2 separate regions of the Homo sapiens genome follow, and region 1 is linked to region 2. A link is an interaction called in ENCODE POLR2A ChIA-PET data of the cell type or tissue named here. Cell type or tissue: OCI-LY7. All regions are shown on one strand. Each heading gives the region's core, and the rest is flanking DNA. Links, peaks and the distances in the headings are about the cores only. Region 1 has its middle 530 kb from the start of SATB2. Region 2 overlaps LOC101927687 (a long non-coding RNA gene).

Region 1 (2,928 bases), core at 249-2,748, 980 kb after region 2:
AAGGATGCCTTGTGGGGACTCCCTGTGGAAGCAGCAGCTGCATGAACACACAGGAACCACGGCCACTAGCAGCACTTTCCCCTTCTCAAAATTCCACCTCCTTCTTTGTAACCATTTTTTTTTTCCAGAAGCTTCTTGTAAAAATTCAAAGAACAATTCCTTCTGCCAAACCTCCCACAAAGACTCATGCCTAAATTGTCAGTTAACACTTTTGTAGGGATTTCCTGACAATCAGTTAAAAGGAAAAGTTCTAAGAGAGCTAGGTGCTGGGTAGTGAAACTGACTCTCAGGGAAAAGATGGCTTGCTAATTTTGCCAGAAGCTGGCCTTAGCTGTTAAACTCAGCTGGCCATCAGGTACCAACCCATGGACAAGCATATAGCATGTGTCCGTGCTTCACTCTTGAGCTTCTCTTTGTATACATGTTCATTTTTACTTTCCTTACCTTTCTCAGATCTTCACTTAAATCACCTTAATATGAGGGAGTGTGTGTGTGTGTGTGTGTGTGTACACTAACCTTTTCTTTTTTTAATATCAACCTTTCTGAAAAGATGATTCAGGTAATTTTTGATGCACCATAGCTTTTTCTTTTTCTTTTCTTTTTTTTTAAAAGGCTTATTGAGATATAATTTACATAAAACTCACCCATTAAAGTGTACGATTAAATGATTTTTAGTATATTCACAGATATGTGCAATTATCACCACTGTCATGTTTAGAATATTTCAGTCACCAAAAAAAGAAACCCCATATCCTTTAGCAATTACTTTCATGTGCCCCGTCTCCCTATCTCTAAGCAGCTTTCTGTATCTATAGATTTGCCTATTCAAGAGATTTCATAAACAGAATCATATTATATGTGGTCTTTTGTTACCGACTTCTTTAACTTAGCATGTTTCCAAGATTCTTACATATTACTGTATCAGTACTTAATGTTTTTATGGATGAATATTATTACAGTATATGGATATATTACATTTTGCTTTCCATTCCATTCATCGATGTATATTTGGGTATCTTCACTTTCTGGTTATTGTGAATAGCACTGCTGTGATATTTGTATATGAGGTTTTGCTTGAACTCCTGTTTTTAATTCTTTTGGGTATATACTTAGGAGTGAAATTGCTGGGTCATGTGGTAATTTTATGTTTTAATATTTGAAGAACCACCAAAATTGTTTTCCACAGTAGCTACAGCATTTTACATTCCCACTGGGAATGTGCAAGAGTTCCAGTTTCGTTACTACTTCATCAACTCTTATTATTTTCTTTTTTTGTTAACACTATTATTATAGCCACCCTAGTGGGTGTAAAGTGGTATCTCATTATTGTGGTTTTGATTTGCATTTTTCTAATGATAAATTATGTTGAGCATCTTTGTGTGTGTATGTGTGTGTGTGTTGGCCATTTGTGTTTCTTCTTCTGAAATCTCTAAGTCCTGTGTCCATTTTAAATTGGGTTTGTCTTTTTATTGTTGAGTTGTAAGAGTTATTTATATATTCTAGGTAATAGACTCTTATTGGATATATGGTTTTCAGATATGTTCTTGAATTGTGTAGATTGTCTTTTTCACTTTTTTGATAGCATTCCTTTATGCACAAAAGTTTTTAATTTTGGTGAAGCTCAATTTGTCTATATTTTCTTTTGCTACCTGTGCTTTTGTTGTCAGACAGAAGAAACTATGGCCAAACGTGAGGTATGAAGATTTATCCCTATGTTTTCTTCTAAGGTTTCTGTAGTTTCAGGTCTTAACATTTAATTATTTGATCCATTTTGAGTTAGCTTTTGAAATAGTATGAAGTAAGAGTAAAACTTTATTATTTCACTTGTGGTATTCAGTTATTCCAATGCTACTTGTTGAAAAAACTATTACTCTCTCATTGAATGGTTTTGGTAGTCTTGTCAAAAATGAGTTGACCATATAGGCATGGGATTTATTTCTGGACTTTCAATTCTATTCCATTGATTTATATATCTATGGTTATTCTAATGTCACATTGTCTTGATTACCATTGCTTTGCAATTAAGTTTTGTAATTGAGAAGTATGAGTTTTTCATATTTTGTTCTTTTTTCAAGAATGTTTTGGCTCTTCTTGGTCCCTTACAATTTCCATATCAATTTTAGAATTAGCTTGTCAGTTTCTACAAAGAAATCAGCTAGATCTAATGAGTATTACATTAAATCTGTAGATCGGTTTGGGGGATATTGCTATCCAAATCGTATGTCTTCTGATTAATGAGCATGGGATACTTTGTTAAGTATTTTATTCTTTTTAATGTTATTATAAATTGATTTTTTCTTAATTTCTTTTTGGATGGATATTGCAAGTATAAGAAAGACAATTGATGTTTGTGCGTTGAAACCAAATTCTGCAGTATTGCTGACCTTGTTTATTCTTTTTTTAAAGTGAGTTTCTTAGGCTATTCTATATACAAGATCATGTCGTCTGCAAACAGAGATAGTTTTACTTTTTGTGGTCCGATTGGGATGCCATTTTTTTTGTTTATTTTCTTATTTGCCCTGGCTAGAACTTTAGTACAATATTTAATAGAAGTGGAAAGAGGACATTCTTCTTTTGTTTCTGATCTTAATGAGAAAATATCCAGTCTTTCACCAGTAAATATGATGTTAACTCTTGGTTTTTTATGGATATCTTTGACCAGGTTGAGGAAGTTCTCTCCTGTTCCTAGCCTGTAGAGTGGTTATATCATTAAAAAGATGTTAAATATTGTCAAATACTTTTTCTGCATCTATTGAGATGATTGCATGATTTTTGCTTTTTATTCTATTGATATGGGGTATTACATTATGATTATTAAACTAATCTCACATACTGGGGTAGATTTTCTCTTAGCTGTGGTATGTAATTCTCTCTTTTTTTTTTCACTCAGTTTGCTAACATTTTGCTGAGGGTTTTCATGTCCAGATT
Region 2 (2,928 bases), core at 267-2,766:
AAAGAGGTCTTACATATACAAAGTTACTCTAATCAGTTGTGTGAGTTTTCTCTTCTCTAACTGATAGGGTTCTGCACAGGGATTATATTAATGCTTATAGTGTCCAAAAGGCTATAGCTCACCTCTGGACTCTTGAGAGTTCTCAAGGGATCCTGCTGAGCTCTCAGACCTTTTTAATGCTATTCAATATAATAGAAAAGTTGCAAAATTGGAAGGAATCTGAGAAAGGCTAATTTACAATGGAAAGGACAGCATTAAAAGGCACAAACTCCAATATCTACAGGGGCCAGGTCTATATTATAAATAGTAAAATTGGCCACAAATAAACAATAGGGAATGTAAACACTGGCAAACTAGAGAGATGTCATATTTGAAGAAGGCAGTCACTATTCACTGCTAGCCAGTTGTAAAATGAAGGCAACATTTTGCCAAACCTTCAAACTTGTTAAGAGATTTCTCGACACAAATCAGATACAGATTTTTATGTTTCATTTGCCAACTTGTAAATGTTGACAACTAATTAAATTTGCTTGTAAAACACCGTATTAAATTAAATGCACACATAGGCCATATTTGGCCTAGGGGCCACAAATGTGCAGCTTCTCTACTGAAAGGTGAAATGGGTGGATACAGGAAGGCAGGAGATGGGGGAAAAAAATAGACAAGACAAAAAAGTCCGGGCACAGTGGCTCACACCTGTAATCTCAGCACTTTGGGAGGCCGAGGCAGGCGGATCACTTGAGGTCAGGAGTTCGAGACCAGCCTGGCCAACATGGTGAAACCCTGTCTCTACTAAAAATACAAAAATTAGCCAAACATGGTGGTGGGCACCTGTAATCCCAGCTACTCGGGAGGCTGAGGCAGGAGAATCACTTGAACCCGGGAGGCGGAGGTTGCAGTGAGCCAAAATTGAGCCACTGAACTCTATCCTGGGCAACACCGTAAGAGTCTGTCTTTAAAAAAAAAAAAAAAAAAGCGGGGGGGTGGGGGTGGGCGAGCAGCAAAAGCCCTTAAATGTGGCTTTCTGTGAGCAGTTGAGAGGGAGAGGAGTGGGGAAATGATTTTGAGAAGTTCTGTGAGATTTTAATTGGATCCCATTTGATGTTCTTTAAGAGATTGAAAAGTTTTAGTTTTAAAAAATTATTCTTGGTTTTGAATAGGTATTTTTTTGTGTTTTAATAAGCTTGTTTGCCAAAACTGGGCCTTGAGAGGAACAGGCTTCATATGAGGTATGCCACTCTAGCATGTAATTTGGCCCCCAAAGTGCTTGATAAAATAAAAATTAGAGAATAGAGCCATTTGGGGATTTGAAAGCTTATTCTTTGGCTAGTTTCACCAGCTAAGCAACACCATGTACCCTGTTCCTGTGGTATATAATTTATTAGACACCTACTTCCTCAAAATGCAAATCACTACATGTCAAGACCTTACAGATTATCTTTACCACTCAATGAATCCTCAAATGCAATAATTAGCTAAAAATACTTGCATATATTGTACTTTACTCAATGTTAAAGGGTAGAAAAAATTGAATCAATTCAAAATACAGCAAATCCTTAACAAAATATTAACAAGCTGATATGGTTTGGCTCTGTGTCCTCACCTAAATCTCATCTCAAATTATAATCCCCACATGTCAAGGGAAGGAGGTGATTGGATCACAGGGGCGGTTCCTCCATGGTGTTCTTGTGATAGTGAGTGAGTTCTCACGAGATCTTATGGTTTTATAAGTGTTTGACAGTTCTTCCTTCACACACTTCTCTCACTTCTGCTGCCTTGTGAAGCAGGTGGCTGCTTTCCCTTCTGCCATGATTATAAGTTTCCTGAGCCCTCTGCAGCCATGCAGAACTATGAGTCAATTAAACCTCTTTCCTTTATAAATTACCCAGTCTTGTGTATTTATTTATAGCAGTGCAAGAATGGACTAATACACAAGCCAAATCCAGCAACATATGAAAAGAATTATACACCATAAAAATGTGGGATTATCCCAGGAATGCAAAGTTGGTTTTTAATCTCTGAAAATCTATTAACATTATATACCATATCAATATAATAAAAAACAAAAATGACATAATCATCTTAATGGGCACAGAAAAAGCATTTGACAAAATCTAACACTCATGATTAAAAACACTCAACAAACTAAGAGTTGAAGGGAACTTCCTCAGCCTAATAAAGGGCATTATGAAAAACCCAACTAACATACTTAACGATAAATGACTGAATGTTTTCCCCCTAAGAATAGGAAAAAAATAAAGATGTTTACTCTTGCTACTTCTAATCAATATCATCCTGGAAGTTCTACCCAAGGCAATTAGGCAAGAAAAAGAAATAAAAGCTGTGTAGATTGGGAAGGAAGAAGTAAAGCCATGCAGATGACATGATCTTGAATATAGAAAATCCTAAGGAATCCACTAAAAAATTATTATAAATAATACACAGGTTCAGCAGGATGCAAAATCAATACAACAGTCATGTTTGTATATGCTAGCAATAAAAATACAACAATTCCATTTACATTAGCATCAAAAGATACTTAGGAATAAATTTAAAGAAATGCAAAATTATATAGTGAAAGCTACAAAACATTATTCAAAGAAATTTGAAAAGACCTCCCATATTAAATGGGAGGAAATGGAAAGATCTCCCATATTCATGGATCAGAAGACTTATTGTTAAGATGACAGTTCTTTTCAAATTGATCTACAGATTCAATGCCATTTGTATCACAATTCCAGCTGCCTCTTTTGCAAAAATGTTTAAGCTGATCCTAAGATGTGTATGGAAATGCAAGGGACCCAGAATAGCCAAAACAATCTTGAAAAAAATGATCAAAGTTGGAGGGCTCACATTTCCCCATTTCAGTACTTACTACAGAGCTACAATAATCAAGACAGTGCATATTGGTATGAGGATAGGCATGTA

Evidence for each region. ChIA-PET counts read pairs that join two places held together with the same protein. Peaks named below come from ENCODE experiments on the same cell type or tissue, not always from the same donor. Only the 100,000 strongest peaks of a DNase experiment are listed, where the experiment ranks them.
Region 1: POLR2A ChIA-PET joins it to region 2 with 12 read pairs; 2 of 35 experiments call an interaction of 5 or more read pairs at or near these places.

Annotation. Positions count from the first base shown.
Region 1 is chr2:198,925,291-198,928,218 of GRCh38, reverse strand. No RefSeq gene overlaps it. Among named protein-coding and RNA genes, the nearest start is that of SATB2, 530 kb to the left of the region's middle. In OCI-LY7, for the core only: no CTCF peak of the experiment used is centred there; no DNase peak of the experiment used is centred there.
Region 2 is chr2:199,905,975-199,908,902 of GRCh38, reverse strand. The region is part of intron 2 of LOC101927687 (a long non-coding RNA gene); the gene reads left to right. Among named protein-coding and RNA genes, the nearest start is that of C2orf69, 3.9 kb to the left of the region's middle. In OCI-LY7, for the core only: no CTCF peak of the experiment used is centred there; a DNase peak (open chromatin) is centred at 1,772.